Regions from separate parts of the Mus musculus genome. Here region 1 is linked to region 2. Evidence: chromatin loops called from intact Hi-C (ENCODE). Cell type or tissue: heart. All regions are shown on one strand.

Evidence for each region. A loop is a pair of places that touch in the nucleus more often than their neighbours do. Peaks named below come from ENCODE experiments on the same cell type or tissue, not always from the same donor. Only the 100,000 strongest peaks of a DNase experiment are listed, where the experiment ranks them.
Region 1: a loop joins it to region 2, with 2.6 times the contacts of the local background. A loop is called at or near these places in 13 of 42 quality-filtered maps.

What each region holds. Positions count from the first base shown.
Region 1 is chrX:48,282,648-48,287,647 of GRCm38, forward strand. 9530027J09Rik (RIKEN cDNA 9530027J09 gene) reads right to left here and starts at 2,779. Exons shown (of 4, transcript NR_045916.1): 1 at 2,748-2,779; 2 at 919-1,000. In heart, no CTCF peak of the experiment used is centred here; DNase peaks (open chromatin) are centred at 2,134, 2,654 and 3,114; H3K4me3 peaks cover 2,377 bases; H3K27ac peaks cover 1,994 bases; H3K27me3 peaks cover 1,848 bases.
Region 2 is chrX:48,407,253-48,412,252 of GRCm38, forward strand. It overlaps Elf4 (E74-like factor 4 (ets domain transcription factor)), which reads right to left. Exons shown (of 9, transcript NM_001381876.1): 9 at 3,798-5,000. It also overlaps a transcript of Bcorl1 not described here. Among named protein-coding and RNA genes, the nearest start is that of Elf4, 45 kb to the right of the region's middle. In heart, a CTCF peak has its summit at 3,075 (motif pointing left); a DNase peak (open chromatin) is centred at 3,009; H3K4me3 peaks cover 927 bases; H3K27ac peaks cover 542 bases.

The sequences.
Region 1 (5,000 bases), 120 kb before region 2:
TTAACCTCTGAATCTAGAAGCATGGACAAACCACAGCTGGATCCTACCCTTGATTGATCATAGAACCAAGCTGAAGGGAGATCTAACCCCGAGGAGTTGTAACTTAGCTTTTTGCATCTGTGTGCTTTCCAGCTTGTTCAGGTTGCTGTACACAGTGTCATTTGGAGATGTAGCTCAGAGGGGAATTTGGTTTCCTCTGAGAAATAAACATTCTATCCTACAGGAAGTTCCCCAAACATTAAGGCAACAACACAGAAAAGCTTCAGGAACTCCCTAAAACTGATTTCAGCCCTTCAGCACACCCTCCCCATCCCCCAGCCAGAGCAAATGATAAAAGCTGAGAGTCCACAGATGGAGAGAGACAAGCTGCAAAGACTAACTTAAGCTAGATGATCAGCTGCCTGGAAGAGGTTTAGACCCACCAAGGCCCCTGGAAGGGACTCTCTCCAGCATGTTGAGCTGCTTTCTGGCAGTGCAGTGTGCTCCAGGTCCCCAGCATTGTGAGCTGTCACCCACCCGTGCTTTGGTAGGCTTTGGTAATACAGCTGGGTTTCAGTCATTTTGCTCCTGTACACAAGCCCAATAAAACTCATTGGTTCACCAAGTTGAACTTTGGTGGTATCTGTACTTGGGTCTCTCTTGGGCTTCCTGTCTGGGGTGAGCAGACTTGTGTCTCCCCAGAAAGGATTTTTTCTTACATGACAAGTGTACCAGCCTATATACCTACAAGGCCCAGGTTTGATCCCCCCCCCCCCCCAGCAACCCCTAAAAGTAGAGCCATGGAGGCATGTCGACAGAAAGCTGAAAGAGCAGTATCGGTTTTTTGTATGTCTTCATAGTAACAAGACAGGCTTTTTCCTCACTTTACAGGGACACGTATGCAATCTCAGAAGTAAACGTGTTTCCTTTCTAACTCACCCAGCCAGTTCCTCACCAGGGATTCAAGCAGGATTCAGCCATATGGTCATTAACGCGGACTTTTGTATCCATGGGTGGCAGGCTGGTGGTGTAATGCAGTGGCAGCATTAGTGCTTAGCATGCCCAAGGCCCTAAACCACGCTGCACCTCGTGTTCTCTAGGGGAGACTCACCCCTCAGAACCTTATCACAAGATCCAAACTCAGAATATGCTGGAAGGTGTGAACCCCTCTGAGACACACTATGCTACGGTTGCAGCTTTAGACCTTTAGATCACCGGTCCTATTGCTACCATGGTTTTGGGTCTTTACAACCCCCCACCCACCCACCCATTCCATCTGGACCTCTGTCAGGCATGCTACTACTCTCCAAATGAATTCCAAAATGGTTAGACCTCCAGCTGCCTACCTACCAATACCTTGATTTCCATACGATAAGATTTCAGAGAATGTGATAAGTCCCATGTTACATGGTGAATCAGGAACTAGAACCTTAGGCTAACTTGGAAGTCAAAAGTCATACAATTTTTTTTCTCCCAGAATTTCTGAGTGGTAACTGTGTGTGCTCTTACCAATAGTCCTCAGGAAGTACCTGGGACTGGCTGTCAAGGGAAATAAATATAATGAGTAGTGTTCAATGCCCAAAGGACATTTTTTAACTTATGCACTGGCTTGAGATTGTCCATAATCCGCTCCGCTAGCTGTCACTTAAATCGGTAGCCAGTGAAGGGGAATGAGGAACCTCTACCTCCTCCTGCCTCCATTTAAGATACCTCAACATTCTTTCACTCTTAAGCACAAAGCTGCCATCTCTGTGCAAACCAGTTCCCAAATCGAAGCACCAATAAGTGGACAATTCCGGGTCTACTTTCTCGGGACCCTTCTGCGCGATGTTTGCGCCATACAACACTAAAGTGATGCAAGCCACCCCATCCTTCGAAGGCGAGGGCAGACGCTGGAACATGACATAAACGACGCCCACTCCCCGTTTTCCAAGCCCCCAAACGGATTCAATTGTTGTTTCGTGGGGCTCTTTTTTTTTTTTTTTTCCTTTTCTTCCTCCGAACCTCCGAAGTGTTCTTCCTTCCTATTGGCCAAAGCTGCCCCTTGACGCCACCCCGGCTTTGCTTACTGATTGGTCGGCTCTGGATGTGCCCAAGCCTTTTTCCCAGGGTGTGGCGCCCCCCTCCCGCCCCCAACAGGGTTCTGACCCCTGGCTCCTCCCTTCCCCCAACCCCCCCTCCCGTTCCGAATGGTACCGCCCTGGCTCGGCTCCCCCATGGCCCGGCCGCTGCCCTTAGGGCCCCCGGACGGGGCGGGGCACATTGGGGACGGGCAGAAGGCGGTGGTGGCGCCTTCCTGCCGAGCCCGAAGCCACCCCCGCCACCCTTCTACAACCCTCTTAGGTTCCACTTTCCCTTGAGCAGTTTTCGCCCTCCTTAGTAGCCCTGTCCCGTCTGTTGCAGCCCCCACTGGTCTTTTGGTCATCCCAAAGGGCAGCTTTCAATCCCAGCCCTCCGCGCTTGATACACGCCCATCAGCCTCCACCCTTGGGTTCTCGAAAGGCTTTCTCCCCGAGTCTGTACACCCTTCCCCTCCGGGTCCCTCTTTCTAGCGGACTGTCCATCCATCCCCGGGACCTCCCTCCCTGTGTGTGGCCGTTCCTCCCAGCGGCCTCCACTTCACGGTGTCCCCTCCCCTTCGTGGCCAGCGTGGTGGAGCACTCCTGCCCCCCCCCTTTCTCTGTACCCCCGCGCTCTCTTATGCTGTCCCTTCACGTCCCACTCTAAGTCCCTCCCACGCCATTCCCCCCACACACACACTCACACACCCCTCCCTGCGAGTCGTCCCCTGGCGCCCCTCCCCTAGCCCCCGCTTGTCTATGCCCCTCCCACACACCCGGTCCTTTTGTCTCCTCTTTGGTCTCTAAGTCCCCCGCCCCTCCCTCCCGCCCGCCCTCGCTCCCCGCGAGCACGCTCTTATCTTCCCCAGGTCCGGGCGCCCCGCCCCCTGGCCGCGCCCCGCCGGCTCCCCTCCCTCCCGCGGCCCCATCTCCACCCTCGGCGCTCCGCCCCCCCCCCCCCCCCCGCCAATCCCCGGTGGCTCGGGGCCCTCCAGCCGGGCCCACCTCCCTCGTTCCCTGGTTCGCTCCTCCCGCCACAACCTCCGCAGATCCCAGACCCACCCTTTTCGGGCCGCGGGCTCGGGCTCCCGCGCGTTCTCCCCACACTTGCACTCCTCCCTCCGCCCTGCTTTGCTACCTCGCCCAGGCCCCAAAGTCGCCCGGTCCGGGACACGGTGCAACCCGCCCTCGGGGAAGCCTCTTTCTTTGCAATGGTGCGGGCACCGCACGATCGGACCCACAGCCCTAGGAGCACAAACCCAAACTGGGCCAGTCCTGGCCGCCTTTACATAGTCCGGCTCTCGGAACCCGCCCGGGACCTTGTGCCCGTCGGAAGAGTATAGGGACCTGCTGAGCGCGGCTCCTCTGGCCTGCCCGGCGCGCCCAGGGGAGACACTGCGACCAGAATGCCAGGGATGTCTTTACCCAAAGCCTCCTTCAGTCTTCACCCAAAACCTGTGCATTCAGTAGGCTGCTCCCACCTGAGGTCTCGCGCTCAGCGGGCCTAGGTTGAGATGCTGTACCGAAAATCCTCCCAGCATCAGGGGCTGTAGTTTAGTTATGGTCCATCGGGCTCCATCAGTGAAAACAAGTGATAAGCCCTGACCACCCAGGGAGACAGGGGGCATGCACTTCTCAGCCTAGTGCTTTGTATCAACTGTCTGCAGGTGGAGGGCCTGGAACTAAACTCTTTCATCTCAGGTGAGGGTTGTGTCTTAAGTAGAGAACCAAGCCACAGGCCAATAACTAAAAAATATATCTGTTCCATAATGCCGACGTTGGCGGTATCTCTCCCCTGAACCTCTTCTGCCAAAACCTTATTTACGCAGCAGACTGGAAGTTCTTTGAAGGAGGTCCCTGTTCCTCACCCTAGCTCACTCAATGGATCTCTTGTGATTGGCAGATAACTGGATGTGTTTGTTAACTGCCCGCCTTTGTGACTTAAGGTTGTAAACTGGCAAGGGCCAGGACCAGTTGGGGATTACTAGCTTGCGCCAGGCACAGCATGGTGCCCAAAGGGATGGACAAGCAATGGTGTGTAAAGCTGATGAAAGTACTTATGCAGGAGGCAAATGCCTGCCTCTGGGTCTCCAGAACTGTTCCGGAACTGCACCTGAGTGAGGGAGAAACTAAGGAAGCTGCTTTAGCTCGTCTGCAATCCAAAGCAGAGCTAGTGGCGCCAGGTATATAGTTCTAGTCACCAACTGAATACAAGTGTTAGCACTATCCACTTCTGGGAGTGGGTTTGCAAGGAGACATAAAATCATCCATTTCAGTTTACAACGGAAACCGAGAAAAAGTAAGTAGGCAGGACTTTCTCACTGTGAAACAAACTGTCCCATATAAGGAACAAACCTGTAGCTCTTCATCTACTTGTCCCCAGGTCGAGCTGAACCCCAATCTGTCATTTGAAGAAGCCTGCAAACAGACTGGACTCCATCAGCAGCACTTACGGCGGGCTGGGAAGGTAGGGGTGGGGGACAGTGCAAAGACTCCATCCTCCCATTTATGGGTATATTCATCCTGAGCTTTGCAGCAGCTCATTTGTAACCTGCTCACTTTCGGGCTAGTAAAGCTCCCTGCCCACCTCAAAACCCCACCCCTCCCTAGTTGCTCTGTGTCCCCTGTTCCTCCTCAGCCCTACACTGTCTTCACCCAAGCCAGCCTGCTCTAAATGGACTCGGTCACTGATCCAAGCAGAAACTGAAACAGTAACAATCAGACAGTGTCAAGAGACTCCAGCAGAGATGCCTCGGATCGCCCGGCCTCCTCCTCTGCCTTGGCACAGATGTTCTTATTGTCCAAGAAAGAAATACCAAATTCCCTCTTCAAGCTAGAGAGGGGATATTGCAAGGCTTATCCCCAAGGCCCAGCCCAGTTCTTCTGCCCCCTGATTATTCATCAGTTGGAGACTGTCACCAGCCCCTTCCCCATGCTAGCCAAGATTTTTCTCCCCCTCAC
Region 2 (5,000 bases):
CTCTCTCCTCCACCTGCCCCCCAACTCTCCTTTGGAATCTGTAAAGGGCCCGGAACTGACTAGGCTCCACATCAACTCGGGGAATGAGTGAGTGGCTCCTAGGCCTTTGGATGCCTGGTTAGATCTGGTACCAGAGGGACGGAGGAGGAGCTTGGGTTGTTTCCCTGGCCCCACCCCTCCATGGCATTGTCTCCCCCCCCCCTTCTTATTTTTCTACCGATTGCTATTTTTCCGAACAATCCTTGTAGAGAGTATGTACCATCCAAAGGCAGGAGGGCCTTGCTGGGGTTGGCTCTGGATGGAGATGGTACAGTTTTATTGTACAGGTGCTAAACTACAACAAAGAAGAAAATAGAAAAAAAAAGACAAAAAAAAGGAAAAAAAAAGCCAGTTTGGGGATGGGACAATCTGTCCTCTGGGGGCTCCTGACCCATTTAGGAGAGTTCTTTCTTTTAACTGTGTGTGTGTGTTTTGTTCCCAGAGGAATTTCTGAGTCCCCTTCTGTAGGACAGCCCCATCATCCTACCCAATTGGTTTTGAACAACTGTTTTCCCTTTTTAACGGCAACAAAATTATATATATAGATATACATATATATATATATATATATAAAGTTGGGGGGGTGGATTTCAATTTTGTTTTGTTGGAAATTATGATACTGTGTGGTTTGTTTTCTGGTTTTTTGGTTTGCTTTTGTTTTGTTTTTCTTTTTTGTTTTGCATTTCGGTGTGTATTCTGGCTGCCCTTTATGTTTCGTTTTAAGCAACTGGCTGTGGAGTCAAAAACACTTGCATACTGAAAAACCCGTGTCAGGGCCTTTGTCTCCTGTCCTCACTTTTCCCATTTGTGGCTTTTTGGGGGAGTTACGTAGTCCCTAGAGATGCAGGGGAGGGGGGAGCAAGTCAAATTAGAGCTTTGGTCTGGAAAGGGGCATGTTCCAGGGCCCCTGCCCACCTGAGGGAAAAATAGTCCAACTTGGGGTTGCTTTGATTTGGAAATGTAGAAGGGGCATTCTTGGACTAGAGTAACAGGAGTAGAAGAGGGACCCTTTGGCTGCTGGATGTTAGGATTCTCCCAATTCAGTCAGAAATAATCTGCTGACTCCTCTTTGGGCTGACACTACCCACCTGGCTATACTGTGGAATTCCCCACCTGCCACTTAATGACGTAACTATAAGGCAAGACACCTGTTCCTAGTTTTAGGATTACTCTTTAAGACAAACTGTGGCAGAAGGTCTTTGCAGGCCCCAGAATCTGTTCGAGGTGAGACTTTGTGAAGCTCTGGATCTTATAAACTTTTTGTTTGTTTTGTTTTTCGAGACAGGGTTTCTCTGTATAGCCCTGGCTGTCCTGGAACTCACTTTGTAGACCAGGCTGGCCTTGAACTCAGAAATCAGCCTGCCTCTGCCTCCCGAGTGCTGGGATTAAAGGTGTGTGCCACCACGCCTGGCTGGATCCTATAAACTTTAAGCGCTGTATCTTTGGGCCTCTTACTGTGGCTTGAGTGGGCAGGCCAGGAGAATGATGTGTCTGGCTTCTTAAAGTCCGGACATTCCCCAGGTCTGAACTTCAGCTGCAGTCCTTACCCATCCTTCAGCAAGGTGTTTCCACTGGAGTTTGCCCAGGTACGGAAACACCATCCTTTTGGAGGTACAGCATTAATCTGCCTTCCTGCTGTTCCCCTCCCCACTTCCTGATTACAAGGTCATCCCAAACACCCCATAGTGTTTCTACTTTCAGGTCTATCCTCTAGTTGAAACCTGTAGTCAGAAGGCAAGCATCCATGGTGACACATACCCATAGTCCCAAGGACATGGGGGGGGGGAGGCAGAATGGTTCCTGTGAACGCTGGGTCAGCCAGGGTTATACAGCAAGACCCAGCACCCAAACAAGCAAGGTGTGATAACGCATGTCTACAGTTCTACTTCTCTGAATAACAGAGGCAGGGGCTTGAGGTCAGCCCAGGCTACATAGGTGAGACCTTGTCTCAAAAGAACAAAAAGGAAATGCGGTTCAGAAGTCAGACAAGTCAGGAGGTTACAGAAGCCCTGTTGAGATTAACAGTATTCAGATAGGCCCCAAATGCCGTGGGAGCTCAAAGGGCTGGGCAAGGGCACCTGGATGCTTGGAGCAGATGGCACGGGAGAGGTAGTGAGCGGTGCATACTTAAATATAAATAGATGCCAGGGAATGGTGTTTGGAATGAGGGCACAATGTGAGTAGAGGCTTGGAGGAGAGAGAAGAGTCAACAGCACTTTCACATTTCATGCTTATGCGTTCTTTGACCCATACAGTAGCTGGAGACTATTGTCAGGTTATAAAGATCAAGGCTGACACGGAAGCTTTTCTTTTGCTGTGTTGGGTAGGGAAGAGCTGCCAAATGTTCAGGCAGACCTGGTAGATTAAGAAGGGGAGCAGGCCTAGCCCTGTGTCCCCCCTTACAGTGGCAGTTTCCACTATCAGGAGGGCTGGCCGCTGGGTGAGTGCTCCTCCCAGGCTCGGGGTGTGTGTGTGTGTGTGTGTGTGTGTGTGTGTGTGTCTCCTCCAGGTGCAGGCAAATGGTTGTAACAGATGCCTCGATTATTCTCCCATTTCAAGGGAGAAAGCGGTGGCGCGTGAAAGTGTTGCTAAAGGCAGGCTAAGGAGAGGGAGCATCGGGTCCAGGACCTGTCTAGAGGTTGGCGATGGCCTGGAGCGTGCTTTAGCGGCTTTAGGGAGCCCGCAGCGAGCCAGAGAGCCCAGTCGCCACTAGCTCACCTACAGGTACTAGAGACGGGGGCGGGGGGCGGGGCCAGGGAACGGTTGGCCAATGGGAAGGCGACATTCTGCGGACTGCTGAACTCTTGGAGAGGGAAGGGGACCGAGGAGAAAGTTTGAAGCTTCAAAGCCAGGGAGATTGTCGGCGGAAACCAAAGCCGCCCAGAAGTTGAGAATCAGGGAACACTTCCAAGGGACAGGAAGACGCCCGCTTAGTCTGCTCTTCTGGGAGCGGCGAGCCACGCCCTGGCCGCCCCTCCCTCCCGGGCTCCGCCTGGCTGGCCCACCATCTCCGGCTCCACAGCGCCACCTGCTGGATATTGGCTTCCATGCCCGGCGCACAGGGCAGAAGCGCTTGGAGGCTGCTGGCTGCAACTGGGAGCCCAAAGAGCTTGCTCACCCTGGGTCCAGAGTCTTCAAAGCTCTAGGTAACTGCCTTTCTGAGTGCAGTCAGCAAGCTCATGACCGGCAGACAAATTTGACTGTTCCCGTCCAAGGATGGGAGTGACATTTCTACCTCAGTCCCACCGAGGGATAAGGATATAGTGCTGAGTGCAGTCACTTGGAAGGGAGGCAGTGGCAGTTGTTTGGGAGTCGCCTATCAACACAGCATAGTTGAAGTTGAAAGCAGCTCTAAGCGCCAGGCGAACCCAATGATAGATAAACACGTGGGTAAAGGGAGTAGCTGCCTGAAATGTTATGATGGGTGGGCTGTGGTCCAGGCTGGGGATGTAGCTCAGTTGATAGAGTATCTATCCAGCATACAGGAAGCCCTGGATTCAGTCTTCAGCCCGAAATAAGGCGCGGGGATGGGAGGGGTGTGGCAACGAATGTCTGTAATCTCAGAATGGGGGAGATCATGCTTGGTCACATAGCCTGGGCTACATGAGACCGTCCCATCACGACCTTTAAAAATGACACCAAAATTACAAAACCACCATGATTATTAGCTCCTGAGCATGGAATGACCTACTTGTCCTCTTCCTGCCCGCCCCCCAGGTAAGGCAGAAGGTCCCACAATTGGAATCTGAACACCTTCAGCCTTTCAATAAACATTTATTGAGCACCTACTGTGTATCAGGCACTGTGGCTAGGTGCTGGGGATACATCACTGACTAGCACACAGCTCCTGCTCTGGAGGAGCTCACAGTCTGTTGAAGGGAAACCGTACATGAACACAATCAAAGAACTACATACAATGTGCTACAATAAGAGGTATATACAAAGTGCTGTGGGAGCCAGGAGGAGGGAGTCACATATCAGCCGCTGGGACGTGAGGACCATCACTTGACTCCTGACTCCATTAGGCAGGCCATCACAAAAGCAGGGGGATTGCTGCCACCTGACTCTGGTTCAAGGAAATCTGTCTCCTGAGGTTCTCCTGTAAGCCTCTTGCAGAACGCTTGTCAGCAAGGGTTAGTTAACCGGTTAGCTAGTTTAACACTCTGGGTAAGGAAGAAACTGAACAAGAAGTTGTCTTTAGGATCAGAGGGATGTTGAAAGTAATACAAATTTTTGATGTTAAGATAGAGGGTGAGGTGGTCCTGTGGGGGGGGGGGGCAGCACTGGGCAGTGAAGCACCTGGAGTAACTGCCTAAGCGAGAGGGGAGGACGGCGGTCAGCTACCTCAAAAGTTTGCTTCCCAGCTCTCATCAGATCAAACAGTAACTGGTCAGGGATGCTCATCTGCGTTATAGTATGCCCAGTGTTGTGGGTGACACGGTGGTGCCTACCCCTCAGAAGGTAACACACACAGGAGATAAAAGGTACTAAACTTACAGTCTAAGTAACAGTTTGTGATTACAACAGAGATGTCACAGGCTGTTTCTAGTCACCTGTCCATCAAGTGGCAGTTACAAGTTTAAGAATTAAAGGTAAGAACTGGCTGTTCCCACTCAATTCCATCTTGAGACACAGTTTTCCATTGTTAGTAAGAGGATAGAGCATATTGGTTAGATGGAACCCAGGAAAGAAAAGGCATTAAGTGGGAACAAGTTCAAAGACCATGGACTCCTCGAAGAGTACCTTGGCATGGGGTGAGTGGGGAATATCAGAGAGGACCCACTAGTGAAATGCCACCGACTTCGAGCTCTTTTCCCTGGTGGGTTGTTATCAAACTTCAAATCTTTCAAGATTTACTCTCCAAGTGCTCCCCAACTTCTTGGGCCCTGCCACGATTGGGGAACTAAAGCTAGGCCTAGACCAGCTAGAAAATCCTGAGTGGGTGGGGATCAGCAGTTTAA